2 separate regions of the Mus musculus genome follow, and region 1 is linked to region 2. A link is a loop called in an ENCODE intact Hi-C map of the cell type or tissue named here. Cell type or tissue: left cerebral cortex. All regions are shown on one strand.

Region 1 (8,000 bases), 600 kb after region 2:
AATAAACACTGTTCATTGATATCTGTCAATATCACTGGTTTCAACTCCTCAAAAAGACACAGGGAAACAGGAAGAATGCAGAAGCTGGTTTCATCCTTCTGTTGAATCAAAAAAAATACATCTCTACATCAAATGAATCTAACCCTTACTTAGAGAACATTTCAGTCAAACAGGAAAGAATGTACCTTCTTCTTAGCACTTCATGGAACATTGTCAAAAATTGACCATATAACCAGATATACAAGAAACTTTAAATAACACCTTGTATTCTATCTTACCACCACAGATTAAAACTGTAAATCGTCAACAACAAAACCAACAGACATCCTGCAGGCTCTATGAAACTGAACAAATCATTCTGAATGAAAAAGAGTCAAGATTAAAAAAGAAAGAAAGAAAGAAAAACAAAAAAAGCAAATAAGAGACTTTTAGAGTGAATGAAAATGAATACACAAAATATCAAAATCTATGAGACACAATGAAGGTGATTGTATGAGGCAAGATCATAGCAGTAACTACTAACATTTAAAAAATAAATGAAGACATCTTGTACTACTCACTAAACAGTAACCTTTGAGCCATTAAAAGTGAAATTATAAAATTTACAGGGAAAAGAATGGAACAAGAAAAAATTATCCTGAGTATGTAATCCAGACTCAGAAAGACAAATAAGGTACATATTTAGTTAGATGTGGGTATTAATTCATTGATATCCAAACTACAGTCTGTAGAACCAGAGTTCAGGTATAGGTATATATACCTAGGTAAGGGAATAGAAAAAACAGACAGATTTTTCTAGGGACGCTAAATAGAGCAGAAAGATAGTTATGGATGAATGTGCTGTTTGTGTGTATGTGCATGTATGTATGCATGTGTGTGTGTGTGTGTGTGTGTGTGTGTGTGTGTGTGTGTGTGTGTTTAGAAGGGAGGTAGAAAGATAGAATCAACTGGAGAAGAGGATGCAGGGAGGAAATACAGAGGGACAGCTAAAATTAAGAACCCTTTGAGTGGTAGTATGAATACCTAGTACAATAGGCACTTCATAAACTATATACATATGTGAAGAATTTCTAAAAGAAATCACCAAATAATTGGAGAGACAGAGTCACAACTGGGCATATCTTTTCACCAAATGAAGATAATTGTTCTGGGATTGTGTTAAATCTTTTTGGTTTGTTAACCAAAGAGGTCTTATGAAAATTCAAATCTTGGCAAGAAAATAGGTTGTTTTGCACAGACTGAAGGCAAAGATCTGTTGCTGAAGACAATACCTACATAACTCATTAAATTTGGAGAAGTCAAACTTGTGTCTACAGACAATTTTCACCCTTAGTGAAAATTCCCTTGGTAGAGGAATGTGCTTTCCATGCCACTGAAAGAGAAAGGTGAACAACAATCAGCTATAAAACCTTCAGTCTACACTGGCACCCTGACTACAAGGTATATGCTATTACAACGGTGGCACAAAACCAACCAATATATGATTTTGCTTAAAGCTTACATCATGAAAAGGAACCATATCAGCTTGGCAGCTTGGATGACCCAGAACCTGATATTAGATACCCCAGAGACCAAGGGTAAAACCAACTAATACTAGTTTAGTGAAAGAATGTGGCAGTAAGACAGTTCCTAATGATATTCTGCTATGCTCATGAATCAGTTTCTGCTCAGTCATTATCATTAGAAATATCCTCACGAGGCAGAAGGAAATAAATATAGGGACTGACATACAGGTAGTATGCAGAGATGAAGAGATCTCTGAACACTCAACCCTAAATGTGATCATCAATTCTCTCTTCGTTCAAGGCTCAGGGAACTCTGCTGAAGATGTGGCAGAAAGAATATAAAGGAGAAGATGGAAGACACCATGGAATCAATGTCCTCCAGTCAACAAGACTGATGAATTCATAGAGATTGGGGCAGCATGAATAGGCCCTGAGCAGGTCTGAACCAGAGGTCTTAGAATTGAAAGAATTGGACACATGTCCTCATCATTTGCCCAGAAGCTATCTCCAATTGATAACTACTAGCAAGTAAAAATTTTGTTTTCTCCAAGAGAGTTTCACTGGGAATATAAACTATTCTTCAGAGTAGGCTACATGTCCAGTAGTAGATGCTCAACAGAAACAAACTCAGAGGAATTTTGGAGGTTTCTTGTCACATAAAGTCATATTGGACAGTTTTGAAAAATACTATGTATACATATGTATGTATATATGTATGTATAGAAAGTATATACAGATACATACAGATATGTGTATATATATATGTGTGTGTGTCTATATATGTATATTATATATATGCTTTCTCCTCTCTCTCTTTCTCTCTCTCTCCCTCTCTCTCTCTCTCTCTCTCTCTCTCTCTCTCTCTCTCTCTCTTTACCCTATAAGTTTTTTGCTTTTCTATTATGGCTTTTGCTTTTGTGTTTTTATGGGATTAATGAGTGAGTGACCAAGTCAGTCCCTGTGACTTGTTTCTTGTGACTTATTTCTTAGGTTCTTTTCTTTCTGTTTCTTTTGTCCTATTCCAGTGTGTTCCTCTTTGTTTTACCTTATTATATTCTAGTTTAATTTATTATTTTCCTTTAGAAGCCTGTTTACTTTCTAAGCAGACACGAGACGGGGTTGGAACCAAATGAGAGGGGATATGGGTGGAGCTAGAGGAGTCTAAATTAAAGATATAAAAATAAAAACATACAACCAGGTGTCTCAGGTGTGGTGGAATATACTTTTAATCTCAGCACTCAGGAGGTAGAGCTTGGTCTATACAGTGTGTTCCAGGCAAGCTAGGGCTGCATAGTGAGACCTTGTCTCAAAAAAAGGACACAATGAACAAACAAGTTCAGCATCCACAAGTGGGATAAGAAGCAGTCACCAGAAACATCAGGGATTAATCAAGAAAGCCATCCTGGCCAAGGATACTTGTGAGCCCACTTTGAGTCATGATGTGCTGTTAATATTAGAGGAATTATCTTGACTATCTAAAGATATATAGCTAATACTAATAACATATATATGCTAGAGATACTTTCAAAGACACTTATTCTCCTTTATGCTGTGAAGAGTACTTCATAATGCACAATAAAGTGAAAATGTTTAACCTTGTTACAAATTTGTGCATATAAAATATTTTTTCACAGTGGCTAGCAAGTATGCACTCAGTAAGATTTGTTTGTGTGGAATCCATCTGGGTCTGCATAAAATAGTGGCAGAACCTCACTGACACTACATCTCTAAGGATCGAGGGCGGCAACCATGACAACCTGCAACAGAATATTTTCCTTGAAATAACAAGCAGCTTTGGGAAACAGAACAGATGATGTTCATCCTGCCAGAACTCAATCCCCTGGAAGGTTTCTGGCCTGTCCTTGTACAGCATAGCCTGTGAATATGGGATCGATATTCTTGATAGGTTCTCCCATGGTCCTAGCAAAAACTCAAATCTTCTTTATAATGTCAATGGAATGTCAGAGTTCAGTTTATAAAGGAAGGGGTGTATTTATGTATAATTTAGCAGATTCACCATGAATAATGCATTAAAATTTTGAATAACACCACATCTTGAGGCTTTGTGAGTCTCCTGAGGTTAAAGGTTTTTTATCAATGTCTTTAGGAGGCACCAAAACTATATTTCATTTCATTCAATCCAGCCATTGTTCATTTTTCTTAAGATTCCTCATTTCCAGAAATGTCTGTATTTAGAACACCTTCCATTTTAATATATGTAGATGTTAGTCAGAAAACAGAAATGCCCCTGTACAATTTCAGGTAGTTTTGCTTCCCAGAGTGACCACAGCTAGGTAAGCAGCATATCTTTGCAGAAGCGACTGGAGCATGCCCATATATCTGTGTCTCTTACACCTGTGCAGACACCTGTACTCAGGAAACATATGGGTGTCTCAATCTCTATGCATTGCTGAGCAGTACTGCTTCACATGGAGAATTTGACTTCACAAGTGGCATCTTTGAGGATCTTATAATAGAGCTGGTAACATATTAACAATCTGTTAGCAGTCTGGACTGTCATGAGGAAGAACCCACGCACAATATGAGCCATCGTTTATTTTCGCTCACACTGAGAAAAGACAACATTTATTTTAATAAATTAAGACACAGAGGACAAAAATAAACAGGTCTCGATGCATGGAGTAGGTCATTGAGAGTCAGCACAATGTTGTTGCTTTGCAACAAAGACACAGGGCAGTTTAGGAAGAGGCAAGTTGATTTTCACTTTTACAAATATAAGCAAACTGTTTTCTTGGTCACTCTGCGAGGAAATCCTAAGTACTACACTAGTGTTTTTGTTTAAACCGTGGATGGTTGATGCTATTATTGACAGTCCACAGGGATATATTTTCAGAGAGATACTCAGTTAGAAGCATGCTCTTACTAGCTGCTAAACACTGAGAAATTTATAATCCCTTGTGGGGAGAGAAAAGTGTAGAGCTGCATATATACATGATTCTCGAAAGGCATTTTAAAAGGGAGATTGCTTAAAGTCAGTGTATTGGTGCAACAGTAAAAATTGTTCAATTCCTCTACATCGAACAATTCCCATTACCTGTCCTGTTGGTAGTTGGTATTATAAGGGAATGAAGTCCATAATATTATTATGATCAGTGCACAGTCATCTATGGGAGTGTATTTAGACTTAATTTTAAAAGAGGTTTGTGATTCTTTATCAGAGGAAACACATTTATTCATGTGAAGATGAGAGATGAAAGGGCTTTTATACCCATTGTGTTGAGGTAAGAATTGGTTATTTGGAGTGGTTTTGGCAAACCATGGTGATGTAATTTCTATAGAAGAGCCATCATAAATGGGAATATATTTCATACATTATGGCTCTTCTAAGACCTGGGACTAGAGTAAGGGTCCTCATTAGTACAGCAAGTTTGTACAACACTACTACCGCTGAACTCCAGAATATTTGCACAGGATAGGTCACTTTTTCCAATTTAGTTTCCTTTTGTCTCGAAAATTATCAGGTTATTTACTTATTTATGACTCTTTCTTCAGTAAAACCCTTTCCTCCTAAAATACCATTATCCTTCGCTCATATACCTTCAGTTCACTAGTCTTAGAATCAGCATTCTGCCTGACTGGGGAGAATCCCAAAGGAACAGGCAGATTTGGGAGAATTCATAAATCCTGAGAACAAGCACAGACTTTCTAAGACTACAACAAGAACTCGAGTTTAGAGTTAAAAAGAAGGCGTGTGAGACTTTTAAAAACGGTTTGCAGGCATCTGGCCCTGATTACTGAGCTTTGCAATTAGGATTGTTGGGAACTTCTGGCACGCCGACTCTTGCAGAGAGCTGTTGCGTGGAAGAAGTAAATTGACGTAAGAGGCCTGAGAACACTTGCTCCTTAAGCAAAGGAGGGATGAGAATCTGGGAATATATCAGCATATATCAAAGATGATTATGGAGGTCAGCAGAAAAGTTGTAGAGTCAGAGGACAGGGAGGAATGCTACAAAATGTCTTCTAGACATGGGCTAGAGAGTACAGGAATCCACAGCAGCTGTGGTTGCCTGCAAAAGAACTACACAAAATCAAACCTGTCAACACTCCAGGAAGGATAAGGGAGGCTTTCAAGAACACTGGCTGAGGAGCTAGTTTCTGGAAGAGGAAGACTGGGTTTTCCTCAAGGGTGAGGCCAGTTGACTGAATGTGCTCCATTGGAAAACTTCCCATCTGTACACATTTGGGTAACACTCATTTTGGCCTCAGTTGGAAAAAACGCATGTGTGTATGTGGATATATGTATGCGTATGCATATATGTATATGTATATAGTAAGAAATTAGGATGGAAACACTAGCGATCCAGTAGGAATTGGAGAGTAGGAGTGAGGAGATAGTCAAAAATCATTGTACACATGAGTGGTATTTTAAGAAGCAGTACATATATGGTGTATGTGTGTTTCTATGTGTAAGTATGTGTATAATTGAGAGAAATTCTTACACTTAAGATGACAAAAGAGTTTAAAAATCCTTGAAACTTTCACCTACAGTGAGCTGTTGACCTGCTAGTTTTGACTTTGTTGAAGAGGCTTGTTTACGGAGCTTTCTCTTGCACACTAGTTTTAATGTATGATATTTGCTTCTTTCTAAAAAAAGAAAAAATGACATGGCAGTAAATTTAATTCCCATGGCACACACACCAGACTAAGTGCTTGTTTTTAAATAAACCATTATACAGAAATTTGCATTAAAGACTTTTTTTGACCCTTTTCCAATTAATCATGAAAATAAATTGTGCTGATCAAGCGTTCTAGGTAATGTGTAGATTTTTGGATTGGACAAAGTGATTAATTTTCTGAAACTATAGTTAATCTTCTGGAGATAAACTGAAAAGATAATGATTTCAGTTGGCAAGAACAGATGCTCATTTATCTTCTTGTCAACATCCAATAAAAAAGGCTTTGAGAGACCATAGAAACCTAGCCTCTTGAATAAATGTGGTCAGGTGTCATAGGATTTTATTTTTAAACAATGACAATTCAATACAATGAACCACATTCTTACACACCCACAAAAACTTTTTCCTAAGAAATACTGCTCACTTAGAATTCCCATGTTTATAATGCCTTTCCTACCTAGATTAATATTTGGGCATGCTCATTTGAATATGTGAGCTTTTTAAAACCACTAAGGTAATTTCCTGAGAAATCATTTTACTAAAATTACAAAGCATGAAACTTCCTTTTGTATACCTGTATACCTTCCTTTTGTATCCTCTGTACCCTTAGTTTAAGCTAGACCTCAATCCCATGAGAGAAGCTTATTTTTGCCACAAAGTATGGTTAATACCAAGAGTCAAATTTTTCAATGAGTAGAGAATTCATGGTCAGTAGACTGCTTAGCCCTAAATGGATCGTCTGCATCACACTCCTCCATCCAATGCTCAGAGGTGATTATCGAACTCAGCAGAAAAGTTGTAGAGTCAGAGGACAGGGAGGAGTGCTACAAAATGTCTTCTAGACATGGGCTAGAGAGTACAGGAATCCACAGCAGCTGTGGTTGCCTACACAGAATCAAACCTGTCAACACTCCAGGAAGGATAAGTGAGGCTTTCAAGAACACTACCCTCAGCTGAGGAGCTACAGTTTCTGCAGGAGGAAGACTCGGTTTTCCTCAAGGGTGAGGCCAGTTGATTGAATCTTCTCCATTGGAAAACTTCCCATCTGTACACATTTGGGTAGCACTAATTTTGACCTCAGTTGGAAAAAACGTTTGTGTGTATGTGACTATATGTATATGTATATGTATATGCATTATGCATTATGTATGTGCATGTGTATGTGTATGTGTATGTATATGTATATGTATATGTACATAGTAAGAAATTAGTATGGAAACACTAGTGATCCAGTAGGAATTGGAGTGTAGGAGTGGGGAGATAGTCAAAAATCATTGTACACATGAGTGGTATTTTAAGAAGCAGTACATATATGGTGTATGTGTGTTTCTATGTGTAAGTATGTGTATAATTGAGAGAAATTCTTACACTTAAGATGACAAAGGAGTTTAAAATCCTTGAAACTTTCACCTAAAGTGAGCTGTTGACATGCTAGTTTTGATTTTGTTGGAGCTAGTAAGCAGGAATGTAGAAACTTTCGCTGTGGGGTAGATGGCTTTCATTGTTCCTGCTCCCTCTGTGTCAGCAACTGGAAAAGACCTTGGTAATTCTCAGGGTTTAGGGGGAGTGCCTTTATGTAACACTGTCTATTCTAGCAAAGATGCCATGTGATCTAACAACCCGAGGTCAAATGAGTTTTCATAATTTATGAAGACACTTGCAAGCCCGGCAGCCCATAGAAAATAGATGGTAATAGAAGAGTCATTGATGTGTGTGTGTGCATGTGCGTGCACGAGTGTGGGAATGTCTATAACTTGCCTTTTCTTCCTGTAGCTCTGAGGTTGACTGCAGGTCCCTGCCAGGTGAGCACTCCACCTCCTAAACCCATGCCCATAGCCTTGTGTGTTTTATGACTGAA
Region 2 (8,000 bases):
CACACACACACACACACACACACACACACACACACACACACACACACACACACAGTGTATATATATATCAGGTGATATATATACACACCTGATGTGAGTTCTGGGAACAAAATTCATGTGGTCTGGCAGAGCAGCAAGCACTCTTAACTACCAAATCATCCCCCTAGTAAGGGTTTAAGTGAGTTGACTAAATTTTCTATAACTTTAGCTATGACATAATTATTCATTAGGTTTTTTTGCATTATTGTATATTAGCAACATTTAGATAAGAGTTTCGCAAAGAATGGATTAATAGATGAAACAATTTTTAAACTACATTTCAAAACAGTTATATTCAAGATATGCCTTTTCTCAAAGTATTTTATAGACATGAAATCAGTTAAAATTCCACAGGGAACTGGAGTAGAAGCAAATTTATATTTTTTCTTTTTTCTTTTTTTTTCTTGATAAATGTCTGTAAAATCCATTTACCCGACTGATATTATGCTAAATAGAAATTACCTGCTTTATTTATTTATTTATGTTAGAAAACATAACCCAAGGCATTGTAATATTTGGAACGGAGCCTGCAACCACCTAGAAAACATTGAATTATGCTTGGTGACTTGATACTTAGATGGCCCACTTAATTGTTAATATATTTTTTTAATTTTTAATCTTTGTCTAGTGTTTTTGACAGCTTATTGGTAAGGATAAGAGTGGTATTCAGAATAACTTTAGAAAATTGCTATAAGGGGTAGAGATACATTGTTAAGGCTGGGATACGAAATGTGCCCTTCCCCCTACTAAACGCTCAAGGGATGAAGGCTTGTTTCCTAGGTGGTGTAGTTTTTAAGGTGATTGGATCATCATGTGCTCACTTTACTAGTACACCAATCACTTGATGAGTTGGTAGCTGAATTGGTTATTAGGAGATGAGGCCTCTTTATAGGAAAATAATTGGTAGCAGATGTTTGTTTCTGGTCTGTCTGTATGTTTTTAAGACAGAGTATCTCTATGTAATCTTGTCCTGTCCTGTATGTGTACCAGGCCAGTCTTGAACTCATAAAGATCCACCTGCCTCTCCTGAGTACTGGGATTAAGGGCATGTGTCACTACGTACAGCCCAATACTGGGTCTTGTATTCCTAGAATTTGACCAGTTATGCATCTTTCCCTTGACTACAGCCCAGTGATGAAAGGAGGTTCTCTGATGGAGGTTGAGAGCAGCCCATATATATGAGTATAAACATAAATAATAACAATTTAGAAGGCAATTTGACAGCATGATATTTAACAAAATAACAATACTAGCTTCTATCATAGGGCACATAGTCTCCCAAGCCATGGGCTTTTTGGCCAGGTTAGTACCAGGCATGAAATTCCCTCCTAATGAGCAGGATTCCAATCCAAACAGAATGTGGCTAATTACCCTATACCAGTTGTACCTTGTTGTACCTGTGAACACATGTTGTCTAGAGTTGTTGCAGTATTGTTGCAGTCAGGATCTAGTGATGGGTAAAATGCTGAGTTCCCCTTACCTTCCCATCCCCTGCAGCATGAGGATGACTTTAGGATACTATGAAAGCTAGTTTGAGATTGATTTCTCTGTGACTAATAACCAAAGTGTTATTTTTTCAGCAATCGAATCTTACCATGTAAGCAATACTGATGGAAACAGCTGTGTTATTTGGAGACATCTGGAGCCTTCCCCCTGACCAATACTAATAGAGAGATACTGCTTACTGTGTACTGCAGTGTTTGTTTTATGATCAGTGACTGCTGGGAGTGGCATTGCTCACTCATGCTGGACACCTGCTTCAATGCCTTTTTAAAAATTTTTTTATTTTATTTTAATTAGGTATTTTCTTCATTTACATTTCCAATGCTATCCCAAAAGTCCCTCATACCCCCTCCCCAACTCCCCTACACACCCACTCCCACTTCTTGGCCCTGGTGTTCCCCTGTACTGCAGCATATAAAGTTTGCAAGCCTAATGGGCCTCTCTTTCCACTGATGGCAGACTAGGCCATCTTCTGATTCATATGCAGCTAGAGACACGAGCTCCAGGGGGTTCTGGTTAGTTCATATTGTTGTTTTACCTATAGGGTTGCAGACCCCTTTAGCTCCTTGGGTGATTTCTCTAGCTCCTCCATTGGGGGCCCTGTGATCCATCCAATAGCTGACTGTGAGCATTCACTTCTGTGTTTGCTAGGCCCTGGCATAGCCTCACAAAAGACAGCTATATCAGGGTCCTTTCAGCAAAATCTTGCTAGTGTGTGCAATGGTGTCAGTGTTTGGAGGCTGATTATGGGATGGATCCCTGCATATGGCAGTCTCTAGATGGTCCATCCTTTTGTCTCAGCTCCAAACTTTGTCTCTGTAACTCCTTCCATGAGTGTTTTGTTCCCAATTCTAAGAAGGGGCATAGTGTCCACACTTTGGTCTTCATTCTTCTTGAGTTTCATGTGTTTTGCAAATTGTATTTTATATCTTGGGTATTCAAAGTTTCTGGGCTAATATGCACTTATCAGTGAGTATATATCATGTGTGTTCTTTTATGATTGGGTTACCTCACTCAGGATGGTGCCCTCCAGGTCCAACCATTTGCCTAGGAATCTCATAAATTAATTCTTTTTAATAGCTGAGTAGTACTCCATTGTGAAAATGTACCACATTTTCTGTATCCATTCCTCTTTGAGGGGCATCTGGGTTCTTTCCAGCTTCTGGCTATTATAAATAAGGCTTCTATGAACATAGTGGAGCATATGCCCTTCTTACCAGTTGGAACATCTTCTGGATATATGCCCAGGAGAGGTATTGCAGGATCCTCCGGTAGTACTATGTCCAATTTTCTGAGGAACCACCAGTCTGATTTCCAGAGTGGTTGTACAAGCTTGCAATCCCACCAACAATGGAGGAGTGTTCCTCTTTCTCCACATCCTTGCCAGCATCTGCTGTCACCTGAATTTTTGATCTTAGCCATTCTGACTGGTGTGAGGTGGAATCTCAGGGTTGTTTTGATTTGCATTTCCCTGATGATTAAGGATGCTGGACATTTTTTCAGGTGCTTCTCAGCCATTCGGTATTCCTCAGGTGAGAATTCTTTGTCTAGCTCTGAGCCTCATTTTTTAATGGGGTTATTTTATTTTCTGGAGTCCACCTTCTTGAGTTCTTTATATATATTGGATATTAGTCCCCTATCTGATTTAGGATAGATAAAGACCATTTCCCAATCTGTTGGTGGCCTTTTTGTCTTATTGACAGTGTCTTTTGCCTTACAGAAGCTTTGCAATTTTATGAGGTCCCATTTTTAGATTCTCTATGACTAATGTCTTTATAAAAACAGATGACATTGAAGAAAAGCATCAGAGGGGAGATCCTCCAAGTATGACTGGAGCAGAGGCAACTTGCTGAAGCTGCAACCAACGGCCTTCAAGGAATTTTGGCAACCACAGAAATTAAGGGAGGGATGAGGGCCTTTTACTCCAGAGCCTTCAGAGGAAGCAAAGGCCAACGGATACCATGGATTCAGAATTCTACATTCCAGAATTTAGAGAAAATGAGTTTCTGTTATTTGAAGACACTGGCATCTTTTGATTTGCTGTGGAAGCCCCAGAGATCTAATGTATACCATAGAAGGGAATTACTGTTGAAAAGCAAAATGGCAGTTGGGTATCAACTCAGAAATTTAAAGCACCAGTGAGGGGGTATAAAGAGAGAAGGTGTTACCCACCACAACATACTTACTTATTGTTACACACTCTAAACTTCTTATCCTTGGTTTCTTAGATTAAAATAGAAAAGGAATAAAATTGTCTATTTCTTCTCTGTGCCTTACTCTTTTGATGAATCAAATTATGGAAAGGGGATATTTTTGTTTCTTGATCCAGTTTTATAATCCATATACAGTTGTGAGAAACTCTAAACAGTTTTGGCAACAACATTTGTCATCTTTATTTTAGGCCCCATCTTAGTTATTACGTGTGAATATTGCAGAGTATTTTGAAGGTGTGTGTATGTGAGAAGTTCATCGTATCTGAATCAGAGATACTGATTTGCATTTCCTTATTACCTTTGCCATACTTTACAGGCTTATGTTAAGAAGGCTCTGTAATAGGAGTGTGCTGGAACCCAGTGAGACACTAGTCTGTCTTGTGCTGAAACCTCAAGTGTTATCTCTTCATTTCTTTCTGTCGTGTAATGAAGTGATTTTCTTGTATCTTGAGATTTTTATATTACTCCAATTCATCCTTACACAGTGCTGAAGTCATAATTTAAAAAAAAATCTTGCTTATAACATATGGGTTTGCCAGCCCACAATTATATAATACATAAATAGTACTAAGTCCACTTAAAGAACATTAAAAGTAAAGTCCTATATTAGAGTATGAAACCAAAGAACCAATTAAAATAAAGAAGGATGTGGTTGGTTTTGAGAAAGTCAAAGGATCTAACATAGGTAAACTGCTAAACAAGAAAAAGAGAAGAGAAATCTAATCTTGGACTTTTCAGTACTTCTGAGTCTTCACAGCAACAATTTCTGAGCTTAAATGTACTTCAAATGTAGCTTAGGAATTTAGTGGAAGAAAAAGGGGAAAAACCTATTTCAGAACTTTTTCATCTATTTTAAGTTTTGAATAAGTTAAAAAAGTACTGTTAGGGCCACAAAAAGACTCTGTGTGTGTGTGTGGGGGGGGGGGGTGTGTATGTGGAAAAGGCTACACTTTGGCAATTTCAAGACATTTCAAGACATCTGGTTACACAGATAGGACCCACACAAATGAGTACTACCCAAGATAATTTAAAAAGCGCCGAGACTCTGTGAGAAGAAATAAGCATTTCATTTTTATACCATTACTGCTGTCAATCAATTCTGCAGAGAAAAACAAAGAAGAAAGAATCAACAAAGGACAAAGCAATTTATCTCTAAATGTTCAAAAGAGACAGGTGCTGCCTGTCCTTTCCACACGAAACAAGTTTCCTTCTCTGTACTCTTTTTTAAAAGACTTCCCTAAACAGGGGGGAAATGTGATTCCAATAGGAAATTTAGAATCAATGAAAACTGATGTGTGTGTGTGTGTGTGTGTGGGTGTGTGTGTGACCTTGTCAAATTAATTTTAGTTGCTATGTCTTTACTATAAAGGTATGTCCCATGCATTGTGCTCTTCTACATAATCCTTTTTATGTTGCTCAGGATAGATATATTCTGAAAGTGGCAACTCTATTAACCTTAGCTCTATGCATTTTGGGAAAAAAAAATCAGCTATGCTTCACATGGTTGTCATGCTGAGCAATGGTGCAGAATGTTAATTTTGAAAACTAAACAGAATCTGGACCATGTTTTCCAAGTAGGAGAGAAACAATGGATTGAAGAAGAATGAAGATGGTTCTCACCTCACAGTCCTGTTGGAATGTGATACAGCATAGGAAGAGCCAAAGGAGATGCAAAAGTCAAAACAAAAGGCTATCTGTAGTTATCACAGTGCTGGATAGTTAGGTGATGCTGTGTTTGGTGAGCACGTTAGGATGCCTGCTTGGTTTTAGATGTATCCTGTGCTTTAAGTCCACTTTTTTTTAACAGGTCTAATCTCACCACCCTAGTTTTAGAGCTGGAAAAGCCAAGACACAAAGAAAGAAAAGTACATGGCAGATCTATTACCATTAATAAGTGATAGAAAAAAGGGGTCCTTTTGCAAGTCTAGACACATCCTTTCCCTAACCTCTCGCCTCCTTACCTAGCGACACCTCCTCCATCCCAGATCTAATTTAGAAGCACACAGAATGTGAATGTCAGTGAATCTGTGGGTGGATTATTCACAATTTCCAGATGTATGGTACTATTTGTGAAGCTTCTGGGTAGACTCTGGTGGGATTGCCTTAAATTTGTCTGCTCTGCATCTCTTTCTCCTATTTTAGTATCCTCATCCTGATTTGGCCTGGGGGAAACTATTCTCTCCTGCATATCCATCTTGGTGCTCTGTATTTCCTTGGCTAAAGGGTAGTTATGACACATAAACTACCCTGATCAGATGCTCTGTAGCTGAGTTAGGAATTTTGAGGTCTATGACAAAGACCTAAAATAGTTTCTCATTCTGGTGTGAGAATCTGGAGGAGACTGGTAAGAGATACTTCAATGAACAGAGACTGAGTCCTAAGTTGTTGGGCTTGGCTCTCTGAATTCTAGCATGTTACCTTTTCCTGCAATGCTGTGGGCTTTTCAAGAGTCTTCTCTCACATTCCTTTCTATCTGAAGATAATTAAATTCTATTTTTTTATTTACATATATCAGTTCTCATACATTACATATATCCGTTCTCTGCTCTATATTTATGTGGTTCTGGAGAGTGAACTCAAGTCACAGTGCTTGCATAACAAATGTTCACTGAGCCAACTTTCTGGCTTCACTCATTCTGTTTATTTTGCTGAAGTGGGGGGGGGGGTGGTGGCAGAAACATACTTCAGGAATCCATGGACAACTTATGTTGTTATATTGAACTGACTTTGTGTCCTGTCAGGGCACTCCTGAATTAAAGAAAAGCCCTCTGGGTTTGTTTTACTTGCTTGACCCCTTGAAAATGTTCTTGCATACAAGTAGCTACTTTGTATCAGTAAAGTACAATTATATTTTGGAAGAAATTTGTTCTCTTTTCACATAGATGCTCATGTTGCCCAGTAAAAAGGAACAGAGTCAAAAGACAAAAGGATTGAATTCTGCTATTAGCTTCCTATCATAAGAACTTTTTGATGAACTACAAGGATATCCCCCAATGCTGCTACAGTACCATTTCTTTTGTAGAGGTAACCAACAAATGTCTAATTGATCTCAGACCTACTACCGGGGGAGAAATTCATAACTGACACTGTAAACCCAGTCACTAACCCATGGCTGGACCTTAGAGGAGAATCTAATCCTGTCATTTTGCCAAAATATAATTTCTAGTCATGTTCTAAATATCCCTATACCCATAGATCTATGTAGGTCTCAGCCTTCACAGTGTGGCGTTTTTTGCTTTCTTTCTGTAGACTCTTACAGAAACTCAAAACAGGTCTCAAACTCAAATAATGTAGAGACCAAGTAAGTAATTATGGGATCTCCAATCAAAACTGATATATCTACAGTGTAACATCTATACCCTTAAGTGTTGCTTAGCAAAAAGAATGAAAAGGAGTGTAGAAAGAATGCAAGAACCAGAGGACAGGAACACCTGCCATGCTCTAGACATGACAAGGAAACTGAAACCATAATTTCTTAACAGGATGTTTACCTGAACGAAACATGCATAATAAAGCCTTGCAAATAAAGCTAGGGGATATTCCAGAAGGTCCCACCCTAGATGAAGAACCAAAGATGGTCCATGGCTGGGAGGTAGAGGAAGAATCAGTTTGTCCAATCTGATGTGGTCAGCTCAATTATAGGTATACATAAGTAATGCTAAGTGGACTCAGTAGGTTGTATATACACATAAAACTATACCCACCTATACATATATATGTATGTACATGTACCAACAATAAGTAAAGAAGAGGTCATATATTTGGGATAGTGCCACGCCCTCTGGTCAAGTCGGCTTGACAGGCTGAAAGTCTGGAAGCACTCGAGAGGAAAAGAGTTTCAAGGAAACTCACCTCCTGGAGCTTTGGCGTTCTCATTTACCCACATACTCATACTCTATTCCCACGTTAGTCTGGAGTATGGATCTATGAGCTCTCTTTTAATATTTTATTATAAATGCCTTTTAAGATTAAATTCTGTTATAGTTAAGTCTCCCCATTGTTCCAAGGTCCCAGAAGCCTGCCAGCTTAGAATCCTGTAAGAATGCAGTAAGGAAGTTTACCCATTCAGTTATTAACTAAGCATTACAGAAGATGGAGCCAGTAGCCCAGAGCTGGTCTGCAAAATATTCACCAAGGGCAGTAACAAATTTCACCCAAACTAGGGAATACCAAAATAGAGTCAGGGAATCCCACTGAGATAGAAATCTTCAGTACAGGCTACCTTGAATATTAGAAGCAAGTTGG

What was found. Hi-C counts contacts between places; a loop is a spot of excess contacts. Peaks named below come from ENCODE experiments on the same cell type or tissue, not always from the same donor. Only the 100,000 strongest peaks of a DNase experiment are listed, where the experiment ranks them.
Region 1: it touches region 2 in a loop (9-fold over the local background); 2 of 42 quality-filtered maps call a loop at or near these places.

Annotation. Positions count from the first base shown.
Region 1 is chr11:41,488,206-41,496,205 of GRCm38, forward strand. No RefSeq gene overlaps it. Among named protein-coding and RNA genes, the nearest start is that of A230004M16Rik, 220 kb to the right of the region's middle. In left cerebral cortex, no CTCF peak of the experiment used is centred here; DNase peaks (open chromatin) are centred at 3,252, 3,993, 5,270, 5,550 and 1 more place; H3K27ac peaks cover 3,316 bases.
Region 2 is chr11:40,885,768-40,893,767 of GRCm38, forward strand. No RefSeq gene overlaps it. Among named protein-coding and RNA genes, the nearest start is that of Ccng1, 130 kb to the left of the region's middle. In left cerebral cortex, no CTCF peak of the experiment used is centred here; DNase peaks (open chromatin) are centred at 4,191, 4,718, 5,381 and 5,926; H3K27ac peaks cover 2,979 bases.